Regions from separate parts of the Homo sapiens genome. Here region 1 is linked to region 2. A link is a loop called in an ENCODE intact Hi-C map of the cell type or tissue named here. Cell type or tissue: B cell. All regions are shown on one strand. Links, peaks and the distances in the headings refer to the core of each region. The heading gives the core; the rest is flanking DNA. Region 1 overlaps ZFAND3 (zinc finger AN1-type containing 3). Region 2 overlaps ZFAND3 (zinc finger AN1-type containing 3).

Region 1 (9,873 bases), core at 2,281-6,280, 130 kb after region 2:
TTTTTTTTTTTTTTTTTTTTTTTTTTTTTTTTTTGAGACAGAGTCTCGCTCTGTAGCCTAGGCTGGAGTGCAGTGGCGCAATCTCAGCTCACTGCAACCTCCACCTCCTGGGTTCAAGCAATTCTCCTGCCACAGCCTCCTGAATAGCTGGGACTACAGGCACCTGCCTCCACGCCCGGCTGGTTTTTGTATTTTTAATAGAGATGGGGTTTCACCATTTTGGCCAGGCTGGTCTCGAACTCCTGACCTCAAGTGATCCACCCACCTCAGCTTCCCAAAGTGCTGGGATTACTGGCATAAGCCACCGCACCTGGCCTGTTCGAACTTAAAATAGTTGTTCAGTTGCTTCCGCTCAGAAGTATACTGACTTCTGGCTGGGCTCACACGTGTAATCCCAGCACTTTGGGAGGCTGAGGCAGGAGGATCACTTGAGCCTAGGAGTTGGCAAAGTATACTGACTTTTTCTGCCCCTCTCCCCAAGCAAACAAATTCTATGCCCAATTAAGTGCTGTCTTTTAAAGGAGTAATCTCAAGGAAATAATTTTGGACATCAACACCATTACTCAAATAAGGTTGAAATTCTTCAGAACTGTCTTCAGCTCTACATCTATTTTTATTTATTTATTTTGAGACAGAGTCTTGCTCTGTCAGCCAGGCTAGAGTGCAGTGGCACGATCTCAGCTCACTGCAACCTCCGCCTCCCAGGCTCAAGCAATTCTCCTGCCTCAGTCTCTCAAGTAGCTGGGATTACAGGCGTATGCCACCACACCTGGCTAATTTTTGTATTTTTAGAAGAAACGGGGTTTCACCATGTTGGCCAGGCTGGTCTCTAACTCCTGACCTCAGTTAATCTGCCCTCCACAGCCCCCCAGAGTGCTGGGATTACAGACGTGAGCCACCGCGTCTAGCCCAGATCTTCATTTATAAACCATATAAATGTATTCCTAGGGATGAGGAAACCAAGGTCACACAAGTCTTGTGACTCCAAATCTCTGGAAATATTCTTTTCATTGCTCTTTATAGTCACCTCAATAGAGACCTTTAGTATCCTTCAACTTGACAATTACCCACCCCTTTTTTCCCAATCTTGTCTCTAAAAAACATGTTAATCATTTCTCCCACCCAAAGACAAATACAAGCTCCAAAAGATGATTGGCCACCAGAGATGCTCTTCAGTACCTGAGTACAGATTCAAGAGGCCCCCAAGACATTCTGAGCAATGATGGTACTGTTGGAAGAAAGAGGCTCGAAAACTAGATTTCTGAAAACAATCATGTGGATGTCTGTTACAAGAGCCTTGTTAGATTTACTCATCTCATTTCCATCAGAAATGGAATTTGAAGGTGGAGGGAAAATATAGATGAATTCAAAATTCCAACCCAAAATTCACATGTGGATTTGGAAACTAGTCCTATCTGGCAAGGGCTAGAGTGACTGAAGTATGATAAATGTTCTCTATGCAACAGCAACTTGAGGAATCCACTGATAATTTTTCTTCTTCATTCACATCTCTCAGAAAAGCGTTCTGAGTGACATCACTGCATACCTGGAATGACCCTACAATCTAATGTACTTGTTGGTAATCTTGCCCTGCCACTTGATATTTAGAGTAGCAGATAAATGACAAATGATTTTCATTTGGCCTTTTGGTCTAGAGTATTTCATTGGTATTTTGGTCTGGAGCTTGAAGCCACACTGGAATTACAGCCTAACAATCTCTCAAAAGACATGCAAACTTACCTGATGTAATTCTTTTTTTTTTTTTTTTTTTTTTTTTGAGCTAGAGTTTCGCTCTTTTTGCCCAGGCTGGAGTGCAATGGCGCGATCTTGGCTCACCGCAATCTCCGCCTCCCAGGTTCAAGTGGTTCTCCTGCCTCAGCCTCCCAAGTAGCTGGGATTACAGGCATGCGCCACCACGCCTGGCTAATTTTGTATTTTTTAGTAAAGATAAGGTTTCTCTGTGTTGGCCAGGCTGGTCTCAAACTCTCGACCTCAGGTGATCCACCCACCTCAGCCGCCCAAAGTGCTGGGATTACAGGCGTGAGCCACCGCATCCAGCCACCTGACGTAATTCTCAATTCTCACTTTCCTGAATCAAGGTATATTTCATTTTCAATCACTTGTAAAGCCCTGATTAGACTCAAACAATATCAAAACCATTCTAATCTCCCACTTCCATGTGATCAAGTTAAAAATCAATCTCTATTATAAGAGCTACACATACATCAGAACTCTAGACATCTTTCCCTACCCAGGAGCTCTAGGGCCCTTGTAAAGCTCTTGGTCATCCAAGTTTTCTCCACCAAGGATGACTATAACCTTCAGAAACTCTGGCTAAAGGTTCCCAGGCCTGGCGAATCTCCTGAACATACATTATGAACTAGTTAGGTGGACGGGAGAAAGGGAAATAGATAATGAAAAGGTATCCATCAAGCCGGGCACGGCGGCTCACGCCTGTAATCCCAGCACTTTGGGAGGCCGAGACAGGTGGATCATGAGGTCAGGAGTTCAAGACCAGCCTGACCAAGATGGTGAAACCTTGTCTCTACTAAAAATACAAAAATTAGCCAGGCATGGTGGCGGGCACCTGTAATCCCAGCTACTCAGGAGGCTGAGGCAGAGAATTGCTTGAACCCAGGAGGCAGAGGTTGCAGTGAGCCAAGATTGTGCCGCTGCACTCCAGCCTGGGCAACAGAGCGAGACTCCGTCTCAAAAAAAAAAAAGAAAGAAAGAAAAGAAAAGGTATACATCATTTAAATATGGGGTAGATTTCTACAGTCTTCATTATTTAAAATATCTGCAAACAAAACTCATTTGTAGTCTGGGTACTTTCTATACGTTCAACAGCGAAGGGTAGGGGGTGGGGGCCATCCAATGTTAATTCTCTTTACTGTGACAATATTGCTGGTACAGTAAGATAAAACTATCTTAGGATGCTAAACTTACTCTCTGGATGTGCTTTGTACACTGCTTGTACTATGTGTGACTCACTTTATTGACTTTATTAACTAGGACTGTAAGATGCTTTAGTTTTGTTTGTGTTTTTGTACAAAAAGAGTCTCATTCTGTCACCCAGGCTGTAGAGCAGTGGCGTGATCATAGTTCACTGCAACCTCAAACTCCTGGGCTCAAGGGATCTTCCCAATGTAGCCTCCCAAGTGGCTAGGACTACAGGTGCACAACTCTATACCGAGCTAATTGTTTTTAAATTTTTTTGTAGAGAAGGGGTCTCACTATGTTGCCCAGGCTGGTCTTGAACTCCTGGCCTCAAATGATTCTTCTGCCTTGGCCTCTCAAAGTGCTAGGATTATAGGCATGAGACAATGCACCCAGGCTACATGTTTTAAATATAGCCATACACTGGATGGTACTAGAGAAACATTAAGCAACCACTGGAATGTCCTGAGCAAGAGAAAATGTTTATGGGATAAACACAAAGAAATTCCAAAGTCCCACAGTGAACAGACATAGAAACAAAGAGGATTTCTGTAAAGAAATGCCAAAAGAAGTGGCCAGCTACTCCCTGTTCATTATCTTTGTATGCAGCCCAGACCAGGTAGTGGGCTAACCTAGTCTGGCCATGGCCCACATCTCTAATATCCAAAAGGGTGGAAGGGTGGGGGGCACAAACACTCCAAACCAAACAAATGGGGGTGGTGGGGATTGGGAGGGGCACAGACCAGTGAGGTTGGCATTTCCCAATTATATGGGAATTACATTCATTTCCTTCTCCAAGGGGGAAGTATAGCAGCAGTGTGTGTAGCAGGGACTAAACCCTAGGACTAATCCAGAAAAACATAGCTTGCCATGCAATCCTTTCAAGCATCAAAGGGACCCTAGGCCTGGGAGCCCTAACCTTAACAAGTATCCTATCCTTGGGCAAAGGGAAGGAGGAAGAGAATTGGGGGGGCGGCTATATCATGCTTCTGATTTGACTACTGCCCCCAAAATAAACAGAATCTGAAGAGCCTACGGGGAGGGGCTTCGTGTGGTCTACCTCATACTGACAAGAAACAAATCATTACTAGTCATTTCTATTTCAGGGGAGGTTGGACTGCCTACATGGCAAACAAACAAAGAGTAATACTTTTGCTAACACAAGGCCTAAAGTTAAATCCCACTCCCCTCCCACTCCAGCAACATGGCCACCCAACTGGACCACTGAAAAGGACCCTAATGTCAGAGCTATCTTTGCACGAGACATACTTTAGAGAACCTGGAAAATTCAACATTGGACACATTTTGCTGCAAAATTAAATTGGCTATTAAGAAGTGAAAAGAACAAAATTGTCATGACACAGACGACATGCTGAGCTCTGCACCACTGACCTATAGTCTTCATGTGATTATACAGGAATGTTTTTGAATTCGTTGTACTTCTTACCATATACTAGCATCCAAAGGAATGTTTTTTTTTTTAACTAAAATTGTTGAAATTCTAAATACAAACAGCATTCAACTCTACTCTTGCCTACCCCTATCCCTGAAGTCCAGCTCTCAACACTGAACTTTTCTTTCAAACCCTAAGGAGCAAGGAACAAAAATCTCTATGAAGGTCCCAAAGACTAAAAATTCGTATTTTTAGTGCTCTATTGTTATGTTCAAAACCCTATATAGCTCGTACTTTTTGGCTAAGGAGATCTGAAAACAGCAAAGCTCCTGCAGCCCAGCTGTTTTCTTTTCTAATTAGTGAAAGAGGAACCTGTGGAGAGATTAAAGATTTAGCCTGCCCCAGAGCTAACAGCTTCCCCTCCAGCAGCAATCCTACCTCCTGCTGGCCTAAGCAGAAAGACAGAACAGACCATCAAATCCAGATCTCTGGCATTAATAATGACTGACAGTCTTGCCAGCCACCCAACTAGGTCTTTAATTTAAAGACTATCATAGGCTGGGCACAGTGGCTCACGCCTGTAATCCCAACACTTTGGGAGGCCAAGGTGGGCAGATCACTGGAGGCCAGGAGTTCGAGACCAGGCTGGTCAACATACGGAAACCCCATCTCTACTAAAAATACAAAAAGATTAAATAAAAAATTAGCTGGGCATCGTGGCGTGCAGCTGTGGTCCCAGCTACTTGGGAGACTGAGGCAGGAGAATCTCTTGAACCCGGGAGGTGGAGGCTGCAGTAAGTATAGATTGCACCACTGCACTCCAGCCTGGGCAATAGAGCAAGACTCCATCTCAAAAAAACAAAAAACATAAATAAATAAAAATAAAGACTATCATAATCAGCCTTCCCTTGAAGAGTATTTTTTTTTTTTTTTATACTCTAAGTTTTAGGGTACATGTGCACATTGTGCAGGTTAGTTACATATGTATACATGTGCCATGCTGGTGCGCTGCACCCACCAACGTGTCATCTATCATTAGGTATATCTCCCAATGCTATCCCTCCCCCCTCCCCCGACCCCACCACAGTCCCCAGAGTGTGATATTCCCCTTCCTGTGTCCATGTGATCTCATTGAAGAGTATTTTTTATGAGGTGCTAGCACACAACAGTAGGTGATTTAATCACGAACTTTTCAGAATATACACGATAGCACAATCATTTGTGATTCAGAACTATACAGCTTTAAAAAAAAAATACTTTCCATTATCAAATATATCCTTCATGAAAGATGTTTTGTAAAGTACAAAACAGACCTGAAACTAAGTTCTGAATAAATAGGCACTGTTTTCTCAAACCTTGTAATACACACTTTTTAACTCCTTTTTAAAAATTTGGTTCAGAGGGGGTATCTCATCCTGGAGGACTTTTCCAACTTGATCTTCAGATTCCAACTGGCTCATTCTAGTCAACTTCAGGACATCTCTGGTGAAAGATTCTCACTGAACTCCCTTAGCAAGTTATTCCATTGTTTGACTGACCTCACTGTCAGGTAAAATTTTAGTGGGAGATTAGAACATTTTTCTTTTTCAGCTCCAGAACAAAGTAATTTTTAGATCAAAAAGAATTGCTGCAACATCCCTGCTGACACAATAGGATAAAGCAAAGGAGAAAAGCACTGGTTGACACCATGCAGCTACTGTAAAGTTTATTTCTAAAGCTGTTAATACAGTTTTGAAATATGAAGCTTCAAGTACCATGACAGCCAGAGTGTGAGTTTTTGTTGCTACATTTTTAAAATTAAGCCCTTTATTGGCTTTTTGTCCATTCACCTTTCTTTTAATACTGAGAAAGGAGAAAAGAAAAACATTTCATGTTAGTAAATGCTTTATTGACCTCTCTTATCTGAACAAAAATGACCCATATCTCACAACCTCTAAAAGCTGGTGAATTTTTTAAGCCAAATATACAAAACATCACACATAAAGATTTTGCTTTTAAGCCTTAGAATACAGCCAGGTGGTTAGTACTAATGGTTTGTCTCCATGCAGAGTCTATAACGCAGCCCCTTCAAAAGTTCCAAGCCAACATCTTCATGCTATCCTGAAAATAATGCAGTATTCAGTTCAAAAGAATTAAGTACCAGATATATCTGGTTTCAAGTGTTATTCAGTATTTCATACCCTAACTCACATTCTGAAAGTTCTATAACAGGCAGGATAATATCTTCTACCAATAATGAATTTACTATCATCCAGATTGAGAAAAAGCATGCTCATTCATCCCAGTTACTTGAATACTCTTTTAAAATATTCACCAAATACAGGCAAAATAAAGTTTAAGAAACACACATTTTTAAGTACCTTTAATTACAGTTAACTCATTTAATTGGGTTCTAGTACACAGATATACCTATATATTTGTCAGTTACACAGAGAGAAAACTCCATTTCACAGCCACAAGAAATAACTAACCCAAGTATGCAAGTCCATGTGGGTATCAAGAATAATAAAGATGGTTCCATGCAATTCCCCCCATTTCTAACACCAATCTTCCCCTACCTACTCCCTGCACCACCACCACCCGCTCCCCCACAAAAAAAAAACAAAACAAAAAACAAAAAAAACTTCTGCATTTGGAATTAGAGGTAAAGCAGAAACCTGTTCTTGCTGGACCAAAGAAGTGATATTAAGCATCCCATCACATACAAAGATAGTTCTGAGCATGGTGGTCCCAACCTATTCTCTCACCCTATCCCACTCTTCAGTGATTTCTCCAAGGTATACTTTGTAAGGAACATAAAACCAACAGTTACACATGTCACAGGGGTTTGGATGAAGAAAAATCAATTTACTTTGGCTAATACTCAACTACATACGGGTTGGGGATAAGGGGCTCTTCCTCTGAGATTCCTGACTCCAGTTGTGACCAAGAAGGATATTTGACCCTGGCACAAGAATGCTAAAATCAATCCAATCCAGCTCTAGAATTAACTCACAGGGCTGGGAAAGGTTACCTGGAGCAGCTGACCTGTCCTGGAGAAACAGACACTTTCCTAGCTTCTTAAGAACTTCACCAGGAACACGGAGATTGGGTGCCTATATAATAAATGACACAAAATGTTTACCTCTCATTCCATCCCTGTGATTACTAAGTGTCTCTTCCTTGCCACTAAAAAATCTGATCAACCAGACTAGGCTAGGACAAATCCTTTCCAGAAACTAAACTAATTCCCAAATCTAACAGCTTGAAGTTGTTTCACTTCTCCTAGTTTCAAGAAACTACACAACCAGCAGGACAAACTGCCTCGGCCAGCAGAGGAGGAGGCTGTAGCTGCCAGTGGTGGGACTCCCCAGCTGCTCAGCCCCAGGGTGCTGCTGTGGGGTGTTCAGGTCACAGGGGCAGGGCTATGCCAAGCGGGAGGGATCTAGGCCCTGCCTCACCTCTCAGAGCTACATCAAGCCCTGCCTCACCTCTCAGAGCTACATCAAGCCCTGCCTCACCTCTCAGAGCTACATCAAGCGCTGGGGAGCCTACAACACAACCCTCTACTCAGCAGGGCGTTCAAGGCCTGACCTCGGCTTGCCTCTGTCTGTCCAAACTCATTCAGGATAGGGCTCACACATAGTGCTGCATCAAGCCCCCTTCATCACTCCAGTGATCTGCCCTCAATCTGTCTCTCCCACTGTCCCACGGATAGTAATGGCAGTGAGCTCCTGGAGTGACTCAAGCTGAGCTAATGACTGTGTGGAGAACCTCCATAAATCAAATAGGGATTGGATTGGATCGGATCATACTTTCCCTCCAGTGTCACAGGCTGTCCACATTTGTACGAGTTCCCACACAACTCTCACTGTATTGCAAATTTGTTTCCAATCTGCCTACTTCTCTCCAACTACTGCTGTCACCAACCATCTAGCCACCATCATCTCCTGCCTGGACTGATACAGCTGTTGTTCCTACCTCATTTCTAAAATCTGTTCTCCACGAAAGCAGCCAGATTGATCTTTTTGCATTGTGTAAGTCTGATTAAGTCATTCCCTGCTTAAAACCTTCCAGCGTCTGCTTCACTTAAAATAAAACTCGGACTTCTTAGCTTGACCAAGACTTTGTCTGGTTTGGCTCTTGCTTCATTCTCTCTCCGCATCTCCTCTCAATATCAGTAGTTCCCAGAAGAAGCTATTAATACATAGTACTTTGTAGTGTTTGGAACACTAGCTTTGTTGTGAGCCTCCCTGGGTTTGAATCCCAGCCCTGCCACAAGTAAGCAATATCAAGCATGTAAAGTTCTTAACAAATTATGTTTACACAGTAGATCCTCCCACCTCAGTAAGTGAAACCATCATCCACTGGATTGCTCAGTGCTAAACTAGAAACCTAAGCATTATCTCTGACTCCTCTTCTTTCACCTCACATCCAGTCTATCACAAGGCTTGCAAAAACATAGCCCCAAACTGACTACTTCTCACCATCTCCTCTATTACTACTGTAATCCAAGCCACCATTATCTCGTCTGGACTCCTGCTTTTTTCTCTGATACCCTTCAATTCTTTACAGGGAAAAATTAAAAAACAAAAACAAAAACAAAAACACTCCACAACCAGCTACCAAGGAAACAATCAATTTCCATGATAATCTGAGGTTCATATTAAATATGTACAGGATAAGAAATGACAATGCTGCACTAAGGACTTTTTTTCCCTCACAAGTGTGGAAGAAATACCAACAAAACAATGCTCCCAAGAAAGAAGTGGTATGATTTGTCCATAATCAGGATAAACAATAAATCACCCACTTTATTGATTCCCACTGGTGAAATAAATTTTAAAAATGTCGCATGCACGTGTGTGTAATTAAAGACCTATACAAAACCCTCCAGCCCTCCTTTCATATACATAAAGTACTTGCATAAATACACAAAGATTAAAACCTAGGATCTGTGTGTCACTCAAGGAAATGATTGTTGCAGGCATAGAACTAATTGATGCATTTCCAGAGTCTCCACAGTGGACAAAGAATATCTTCAAAGCAAAGGAATTTAATAGCATAAAAACAACTAAACATCGAAAATAACCTCAATTAGCCAAGGTATATGTACGTGTATTTTAATCTCACAGGCAAAAAGATCATGAGATGAGTGTCCCAAGCCAAAAGGGTCATGGTTATAAACATTATTTTCCTATCAATATATGCAAAAGAGGCTTACTGCTCTTTCAACCACACTCCAAAATGTCCCCTGCCTTTCAAACAGACTAAGACACACACCATGTCAGCCATTCTTTACAAATTCTTAGAGTACGAATTGATATGAAAGACTGACCAGAGATAAAATTAACTATCTCATTACCTCTGATCATTTCAACTACATGAATATATACAAGAACTCCTACAATGAGAACATATTCCAAATATACAGCCTTTACAACAGTAGGGGCTCTTTCTTTTCTCTATTTTCTTCTATATTTTATTGGCAGTCAAGCAGTACCTTTACTTTAAAGCCTTTTTAGACTTACCTGCTTTGCCGTAATGCTGACTGAGATGACTTC
Region 2 (9,873 bases), core at 3,770-7,769:
CTGCTGCCAGGAGAATGGACTCTCAAACACTGCCAGTGGGAGTGTAAATTATTTCAACCTCTACAGAGGGCAATTTGGCAATATCAAAATGAAAAGTGCACATACACTTTGACCCATCAATTCTACATCAAAGAGTTGATCTTACAGATATAATCTTGCATGTACAAAGTACCCTACATACACAAATAATAACTGGAGAGTTGTTTTAGTAAAAGCCTAGGAGGGGGTAATCTAAATACTCCAAAACAGAGAACTGGTTTAATAAATGGCAGTATAATGTAAAACTATACAGCCACAATAAAAGAATGAGCATTGGTACCGATACGAAATGACCTCCAAGAAATTCTGAGTAGAAAGAAAAGGGCACAGCAGAGGTGTAAATATGAAAAACAAAATGAGTATAAATGTGTGGATGGGGATCAGGAGCAGGTGGGAGATTTAGCGTATACCCTTATACCTTTTAAAAATTCTGTGGAATGTGTGTACTTCCCCTTCAAAAACTTAGTATGTTTTTATGTTTAAAAAAATAAAACGTTATATGTTTTGAAAATAGAATGTAAAGAGGAAAACGTTACCTGATAATGGCTTTATTGTAATCACTTGTGATATATTACAAAACAATAGTTTTAGGTTCTTTGTATTTCATTTCAAAATGCAAACCTAACTAAAATGTTCTTCATTTATTAATATGAGAAGATACTAAAGGAATGTGTAGTATCAGTGGGCCCCTTTTATAATAAAGATTATGGATGATGAGGCTAATGACCATTTTATAAAAATAGGAGTCAGGTTACAGGTGATATTACCTGACCCATCTTATTCCAAAAGCCACATATAAACATGCTAAACTCATATTATATTAAGATAACTGGCACCTCAACTGTGATAGTATAATGTCATTTTAGTCCACCAACAACTGCAAAAGGGAGCTGATCCTCAAAGTCCGCAAAAAGGAGGGAAGGGCAAATTATAAGTAGTTTTCTGGGAACCTAGGAAAAGGCATACTTTTGAGAATGAGATAAGACTTGGGGGAGGGGACAATACCCAAAACCAGAGATCAAGAATGCTGACACGAATAACATGAATATTATTTTCTGTAGTTTGAGAAAATATAGTTAACACTCATTTCCATAAAACAAACAGGTCTGTATCATTGCCTAGGAAGGTAAACTGTAAAGGGAGTTTCCCGGAAGACTGAAATATACATCTAGAAATATATGATTCTTTTTTTTTTTAATGGGAGCAGGAGTTTCCCTCTCCAGTGAGACACAAACACCAGGTCTCTCCTCTATCCCAACTTTTCAAGTATCAAATATAGAAATTCTAAAAATGTATATTCCCTTTACCGCTTTAAGAACATTGTTTACAGTTTAGTATTCACAAAATGAAAAGACAAGCTCTGCTAAAGTGCCTTCAGAAAATTTGAACAGGGTTTGGTGGAACTAAGCAGATCAAGATTTCAGACTTTATTTTAAAAACACTGAGATACCTCAGAAATGCATGGCTCACTGGGCACACTAATAACTAGCTTCAAATACCAGTTGAAGTCATCGTGGAATGGAAAGGCAATGCTTCTAACTGTAACGCCAAACAGCTCCTGCCCAACTTCCTCACATGGGTTCCTTCTCCTGTGCTTTATTCCAAAGCTTCTGGTCCCTCCATAAGCTGTGAGTTACCTTTTGGACTGGTGTTTCCACACATGATCAATTCACTGGGAGATGCTGGATGAAGATGCTCCATTTCTACCACACAGCTGGGCTTGAAACACTTTTCCCTCACTCTCCTTGGCTGTAGACACCTGCCAAACACCCACAACTCTGAAGTGCCTATAATGCTTTCACTGGGGAGAACTTTTAAAATGAAATCTCATCAGATAGCAATGTATACTTCCACTTCCCAATGTGATGAATTTGGTCAGAAGGCAAGCAAGCAATGCCAGGTTAGAAAAGGGAAGTTCAAGACATTTGGGGGAGAGAGGTCATCTACCTTCTTCTCTTTCTGACACATAGTAAGGAAGAGTTTTCCTCGCTATGGATTATGAATATCTGAGCCTGGCTTATGAATATATTTAATAATATTTCTAGAGATCCCTAAGACAGCTCTCAAAGGTCAATTAAAATATATTAACAGTAATTCTGCACTGAAAATCAAGAAAAGGATCAACAAAAACATAACCTTTGCAAAAAGGAATTTTTCCAGTCCAGGAAAATATACTTTCATTTGTTGTACCTATATCTACCTTTACATACCATGTATGTGTTCTTGTTTACCATTTTCACTGGACAAATCCATTAAGAGTGAGGATTTGAGGTTGCTGCAAAATTGTAAGTTTAACTGAACCTATTTTTAAAGGAGCTTTTTCCTTTTAAAAAGCAAGCTTATCCAGGAGGAAAGCACAATAACAAAGTTAACCTCAACCATCTTTCATAATTAAGTTTGTAGGTGGAACTCAGTACAGAATATAACTCCAGTGTGTTCTCTTAAGTTCTGGCATGGACTTGCCTTTTAGAAACTTTTAATTATGCCAGTCATACAGAAAAGAAGCGATATTGTATTTGTAACATATCGTCCCATGGTTCTCTGAAGTATGGTTCTTTGAAACAAGAATTATTTAATCTAGGTGGTTAAAGGCTAAATGAAGCTATCATATATTGAGTGGGTATTACTTGAAGCATACTTTTTTAAAATCTCACAACCCACCTCTAAGAGGTAAGTTTGATTGTTACTTCATAGATGTGCACACTAAAGCCCAAAGTCAGATGGCTAACAAGTGGATAAGCTGTAATTTAATCCAGGTATATTTGACTCCAAAACCTAAGTTCTGAACTACTGTCTAAGGAACTACTGTCTTAGGTCTCATCTGCAAGACACAGTCTGCTGTTCTATGTTACCACTGGTGACTGAATGTATGGCCCATTATAAACATACTACCCTCAATGTATCTAATCATGTATTTTATAAATATACAGAAAGTTACAGAGAATAACACAACAACTGCACCCACTAGCTAGCTTTGTCTAATCTTAACATTTCACTATATTTGCTTCAGAGTTTTAATAAGAAAGAAAACACCACAGGTCAAGTTGAAAATCTGTGTGTACTCCTCAAATCCTATACCCTTCTCTGTTTCCTAGAAGTAACTGCTATCCTAAATTTGGTTCAGGGTTTGCATTCCAATGCATGTTTTAATACTATTTCTACAAATAAGTATCCACAAACACAAGATTTTGCAAGTTGCCCAACTTTATATAATGGTGTCATACATACACATCATTCAGAAACTTGTTTTTTAATTCAACCATGTTTTTGAGATGTATTCCTTGCTAATAGCTGCATAGTGTTCTAGGGTATGAACAAACCACAATTAATCTATTCACTTGCTGCTGGAGAGTTGGCTTGTTTCTAAGTTTTCCATTAACATAAACACTGCTATGATGAATACTCTTGTACCTGACTCCTTTGAACAAGCATTTCCAGAATACAGACTTAGAAATGTCAGGCCAAAAGGAATGCCTCCTTTATCAAATATTGCCAAACTGTTCATGAAGGCAGTATTCAATTCTTACACCCACCAATAGCAGAGCCCACACATCCTCATTAACATTTGGCAGTGCCAGACATTTTAATTTTTGCCAATAAAATGGTGTGAAATTACCTCATTTTTGTTTTAATTTGCATTTCTCTGATTAGTAATGAGATTTAGTATATTTTCATAATTACTAGCCACAATCCTTAAAGAAACTACAAAAGCACAGTTAACTAACTAAGCATCCAGGGCAGAGTTATAATATAAAAGATTTCCCTAAAGGTAAATATCCCATGTTAAATTCTAGATAACAAGAGAAACAGTAAAATATATACTCCTCCTCCTTGTAGACCTTAAATAAAGTATAAGGTTACATCTACCAGTCTTGGTTTAGTCATCATATTGGTAAAAAGCAGGAGGTTAAAATTAAACGATCTAACGTATCTTCCAACGAATGATTATTTTCTAAATTTGCAGAACTGCACCTGCATCACTTTTAAGCATCTTAATGGAAACAGTATTTTGTGCCAATGAAGCAGAAAGAAGAGGCAAAAAGAAGAGACAGAGAAGTGGGTTGATGCTTAACTCTATACCATCTTCCCTGTATCCTCAAGATTAAATAGGAAATGCCTCCTCCCTTTAGAAAATAGGACCACCCGCCAATCCCATCCGCCAGGAGAAAGAGGATTTCAGTCAAACAGCAACATGAATGAAAAGAGATGATTGAAGCCAGATATACTCTGTGCACTCCAATATTTTTAAAAATTAAAAACAAAAATCTAGGGCTGGCCATGGTGGCTCACGCCTGTAATCCCAGCACTTTGGGAGGCTGAGGCGGGTAGATCACCTGAGGTCAGGAGTTCAAGACCAGCCTGACTCATATGACAAAACCCCGTCTCTACTAAAAATACAAAAATTAGCTGGGCATGGTGGCAGGTGCCTGTAATCCCAGCTACTCGGGAGGCTGAGGCGGGAGAATCGCTTAAACCAGGGAGGTGGAGGTTGCAGTGAGCCAAGATCGCGCCACGGCACTCCAGCCTAGGCGACAAGAGTGAAACTCCATCTCAAAAAAAAAAAAATAATAATAATAATAATAAAGTAAAATTACAAACAAAAATCTCTACTATTTCACCAATTAGTGATTTATCTGTGTTAACAAATTCTCTCTCTCTTTTTAACAAAACTTTTAAAAAGTTTTACAAACTTACAAAAAAGTTGCACGACTAATATTAGTCAATCCCATACAGCCTTTATAGAATTCAGCAACCGTTTACATTTTGCCCCCATTTGCTTTACCATTCTCATTCTCTCTCTCTCCCCTTGCAAACATTTTTTGGGAACTATTTGAGAGTAAGTTGGACAAATACCTCCTTTAACAATAAATACCTGGGCTTAAATAAGCCTGTTAGTTATCTGTAGGTCTTATGCCATCAAAACCTCTTGCATCTGGCTTGAGAAAAGTATTTTCCCCAAAAGCAAAACTTTAAATGTCAGGAGTTTAACTTTAGTACCCATGCAGTATAGATTAAATAGGGTAGTGGTTCATTAACTTTTGCTGAACATCCAAATAACATGGGGTGTCTTTTTTAAAAATACTGATACCTGGCTTCCATTCCAAATACTTTGATTCCACGTGTATGAGGTGTAACCTGGACATTGGAGGTTTTTTTTGTTTTTTTTTTAACTCTCCAGTTTTTAAATGTGTGGCTAAGTTTTAAAACCAGTATTTCAGGGCTTAGGCACCTACACACCATTTGAAATACTGGTTCTAGGAAAATGTGCTACAATGCCAAGCAACTGATTAAAATAAGTCAAATACCATTACATCACAAACTGAGGCAGGTAGAAGCTTCCAATATATGGTTTTAGGCAAATACTGTGTGCTTTCTATGTGTTGTTCTGGGGCTGTAGGATGCAAAGCTAGGAAATAGGCAATACACACAAATAACTACAACAGACGGCAGTATGTACTATATCAAACATATGTCAACATGAATAAGAACATGGAATGTATTTGTTTTGAAGGTTCACAGACTGGTGAGTGGTCCCGAAAGAAGGTGAGATATTCATTAAGGGAGAAAGATGACTTTACTAGGCAAGACTGAAGTAGAATCAAAGGACACTCTGGTAAACAACATCAGCAAGAAGTCTGTGCCACAAAAATGTTAGCGAATGATAGTGTTCCATTAAAGCCCCAAGTGAAGTTGAAAATACAGGACATAAATTTTGTATATACTAATCAATGTAACTCAAATTCGTGTATTAGGAATTAGGAATGATATATATAACAGTGTCTGGCACACAGAGGTGATCAGTGAGTCTTCCTTTCTGTTTCTCTGACTTAGAACAAAAAGTTGACTACGTAAAATTTAGAAAATACACTCAAGTATAATTATGAAAATAAAATCATCCATAATCCTAGTACCCAAATAACCAATGTTGATATTTAAGGTAACTCCTTACTGAAGTTATTCCTCTAGATTACTCCAGATGTTTTATAATACAAAAAAGAATTTTGTATAAAAAACAACAAGCCCCTCAGCCATTCCCCCTCCTGATGTACACTTAAGAGGATCAACTGAAGTTGCAATATGGTCAGAGCAGCCACTAGAGGGTGGCCGAGGCTGATGCATCCATCACCCTCCCCTACTTTCTCAAAGGCCTTTAACTGCCATTCATGTTACGATTTCTGGACCTGCACACCTCATCACATAAAGATTAAAAATTACTATCAGCCAGGCATGGTGGCTCACACCTGTAATTGCAGCACTTTGGAAGGCCGAGGCGGCTGGATCACGAGGTCAGGAGTTCAAGATCAGCCTGACCAATATGGTGAAGCCCAGTCTCTACTAAAAACACAAAAATTAGCCAGGCGTGGTGGCACGCACCTGTAGTCCCAGCTACTCGGGAAGCTGAGGCAGAAGAATCCCTTGAACCCGGGAGGCGGAGGTTGCAGTGAGCCAAGATCGCGCCACTGCACTCCAGCCTGGGTGACAGTGCACGACTCCGACTCAAAAAAAAAAAAAAAAAAATACTATCAAAAAGAAAGGAGGAAGCTCTTCAGGGTAATGAAGTGTTAATAGTTTGGATATCAAATACGGCTACCCAGGATATCAAATATAGCTACTGATTTGTTAGTATATACAAAATTTATCTGCTATGTACTGTATTTCATTCAACTACTTGGTACTTTACCAAATGTCTCCCTCTGTGCTTCTTGAGAACACGACGCAACTTCTCCACTAGGAACGGAGATGCTTACATTACACAGCATACAGCAGCATTCTACATTCCACTACTGCCTGCCACACCCCATCCCCACCATTTAACATAACTGACGCAGTGTGTGCTAAACATCTCAATTCTGAATACTATTACAGAATTTGTTTCAAAGTACTATAACATATCCCAACTATCAAATGTCTAATTTTAAGTATCTTTTTTATATTTTGAACTTTCATATTATAGTTTCCAAAAAAAGAATGACAAGAAATATAGCTACGTATTCTTTAATTAGCTGAGAAACAGGTTAAAACCATTTTCCAAAGATTTACATGAAGTTTTACCTTCCCCGAATCCTCTTAATTGATCAGGTGTGATCATAAATGATATAATAATTTATAGTATTTGATCACGTTTTAAGTGTAATAGAGTTCTGGACAACTACAAAACCAATTAATATAAAATTAATTGTGCTACTGATTGTGGAGAATCAAATAATGTTCTGAGAACATACAAGTTACAAACCAAGATGATAACAATCTGAAGAAAAAAACAACTTTCTTCCTCCTTGGTACTTTTAGCATAAATGCCACAAAGTACAAATCCACAAACCAAAAGGAAATGAAAATTAAAACTACAAATTAAAATTAAAAATACAAATTAAAACTACATTCCACACTCAGTGGAATGACCAAAATTTTTTAAAGACTGACAACACCAGGTGTTGGCAAGGATATGGAGCAACTGGAACGCTCATGTACTACTGATGGGAATTTGTAAAACAGTACGGCCACTCTGGAAAACAGTTTGGCAGTTTCTTATAAAGTTAAGCATACAGCTGCTGTACTTTATCATACAACCCCAAAATTCTACTGTGTGTATTTATGCAAGAAAATAAAAGCATACATTCATACAAAGACCTGTACTCAAAGGTCTACAGAAACTTAAAATACTCCAATACTGGAAATAACCCAAATATCCATCAGCTCAACAAACTGTGGTAAATTTATGCAATGGAAAGCAATGAAAAGGAACAAACTACATGAAAACAACATGAATGAGTCCCAAACGTATTATGCGAATTGAAACAAGCCAGACACAACTGTATACATCCATTAATATGAATTTTTAGAAAAAGCAAAATGAGCCAGTCATTGGCATGCACCTGTAAGTGCCAGCTACTTGAGACGCTGAGGTGCGAGGATCACTTGGGCCCAAGAGTTCAAGACCAGGCTGTGCAACACAGTGAGTCCTCATCTCTTTAAAAAAAAAAAAAAAAAAAAGTTGGGCCGGGCGCAGTGGCTCAAACCTGTAATCCCAGCACTTTGGGAGGCCGAGGTGAGCGGATCACCTGAGGTCAGGAGTTTGAGACCAACCTGGCCAACATGGTGAAACCCCATCTCTACTAAAAATACAAAAAATTAGCCAGGCATGGTGGCAGGCGCCTGTAATCCCAGCTACTCGGGAGGCTGAGGCAAGAGAATTGCTTGAACCCGTGAGGCGGAGGTTGCAGTGAGCTGAGATTGCGCCATTGCACTCCAGCCTGGGTGACAGAGCAAGATCCTGTCTCGGAAAAAAAAAAAAAAAAGGTTGGGGGCGTAAAAGCAAAATGATAGTGACAGAAAACAGGTCCATGTTTGTCATAGACCAGGGCATGAAAAGACTTAACAGCTGAAGACAAAAGCAAGCAACATATCACCAAACCTGAATTAATCTAATCAAAATGACAGTGTTAGATATAAACTTTCAAAATCCCAGTTAAAGTCCTGTACAATGGCTCCTCAAATAACACTGTTTCCTTCAACATCATTTCATTAGAAGGATGGTAAGGGGGGAAAAAAATCAACTCCCAACTGAGGCCACTGTCTATATGGTTCACACCTTCTCCCCATGCACACCTGTTTTTTTTCTGCGTACTCTTCCCACATCCCAAAGCTATGCATGCTAGGTTCATTGATGAGTCTAAACGGTTCCAGAATGAGTGACTGTGAGTGCGCCCTGCAATGGGATGGTGCCCTGTCCAGGGCTGGTTCTCACCTGGCACCCTGAGCTGGAATAACTGGGTAAATATTATCTTGTGCTTAGTTTCTGTCTTAAATATATGTACAGTTCACATTTATGTCAATATTCAATGTTAGAAGTGTTTTGGTCTTTATTTAGACATTTAGTGATGTTTTTGCGACCAGAAATATGCCATAGGAATTTAACTCTGCCAGTTACCTGACAGACATGGAACCAACATTTTTTTCTCTTGCGCCCCCACCGTCCACAAATTCTCATTTCAGCAAAAAGGCCAAAACAAGTGATAAAATATCAATTTCAGATTCAAAAGAATGTAATGTAACTCTAACCTATTTGTTAATTCTGGCAAGTGGCTACATACTGTTTATAACTTAAAATGCAACGGTAACCACCAGTCATAACATTGTCTCTTAAAACATATTCAGATCAAAGCAGAGAGGTTTCTGTATTTCTATTGGAGTTTAAGATGAAGGAGGAGACCTAATCTGGCCCAGGAACTTCCTGGGAAACCTCCTTCAATATAAATTAAACCACACCTACTTTTAAAACAAAATCTGGATGGTGGCTACGTATGCTGGGTTATAGCAGGATCCTGTAAAAGTTCAGAATACAGTTTTGGCAAGCTCTTGTAGACTAACAGATGTATAAGAGAGATTTGGAAGATCTTTTTGTCTCTCCCAATATAACCATTTTCAGATATTTACACTGAAGACTGCAGGGTGGGAAATAAACACTGGCTCTCTTCTAACCTGATATTCAGCAGTATTTTGGAACTTACTTGCTGGTCAGTAGAAAGAAGAAATACACCACCAGAAGTACAAGATGTCAGTGAGAAATAAAGCCAAAAGCATTTATCACTTGTTAAGATGCTACCGAAACCTAGTATTTTCTCCCCTTCCACAAAACAGTACCTGGCATCAGAGATCACACACTCATAGTGAAAAAGTTTAGAAAGTTTTCTCTTTAAATTTTATTTAACTATTTATTTGATTAGTTAATATACTCAAAGGGCTCAATTCAAAAGACACAAAAAGGTATACAATGAAGATTCCCTCTGCTCAGGTCTTCCATTCGGTTTTCCTCCTGAGTGACTTTTGAGGTGC

What was found. A loop is a pair of places that touch in the nucleus more often than their neighbours do. Peaks named below come from ENCODE experiments on the same cell type or tissue, not always from the same donor. Only the 100,000 strongest peaks of a DNase experiment are listed, where the experiment ranks them.
Region 1: it touches region 2 in a loop (1.9-fold over the local background); 2 of 110 quality-filtered maps call a loop at or near these places.

The regions. Positions count from the first base shown.
Region 1 is chr6:37,876,399-37,886,271 of GRCh38, reverse strand. The region is part of intron 1 of ZFAND3 (zinc finger AN1-type containing 3); the gene reads right to left. Among named protein-coding and RNA genes, the nearest start is that of ZFAND3, 62 kb to the right of the region's middle. RefSeq lists enhancers at 4,458-5,023, 7,754-7,823 and a silencer at 6,373-6,573. In B cell, for the core only: no CTCF peak of the experiment used is centred there; a DNase peak (open chromatin) is centred at 4,721; H3K27ac peaks cover 677 bases.
Region 2 is chr6:38,009,063-38,018,935 of GRCh38, reverse strand. The region is part of intron 2 of ZFAND3 (zinc finger AN1-type containing 3); the gene reads right to left. Among named protein-coding and RNA genes, the nearest start is that of ZFAND3, 190 kb to the right of the region's middle. RefSeq lists a silencer at 6,049-6,343. In B cell, for the core only: CTCF peaks have their summits at 5,927 and 6,133 (motif pointing right); a DNase peak (open chromatin) is centred at 6,165.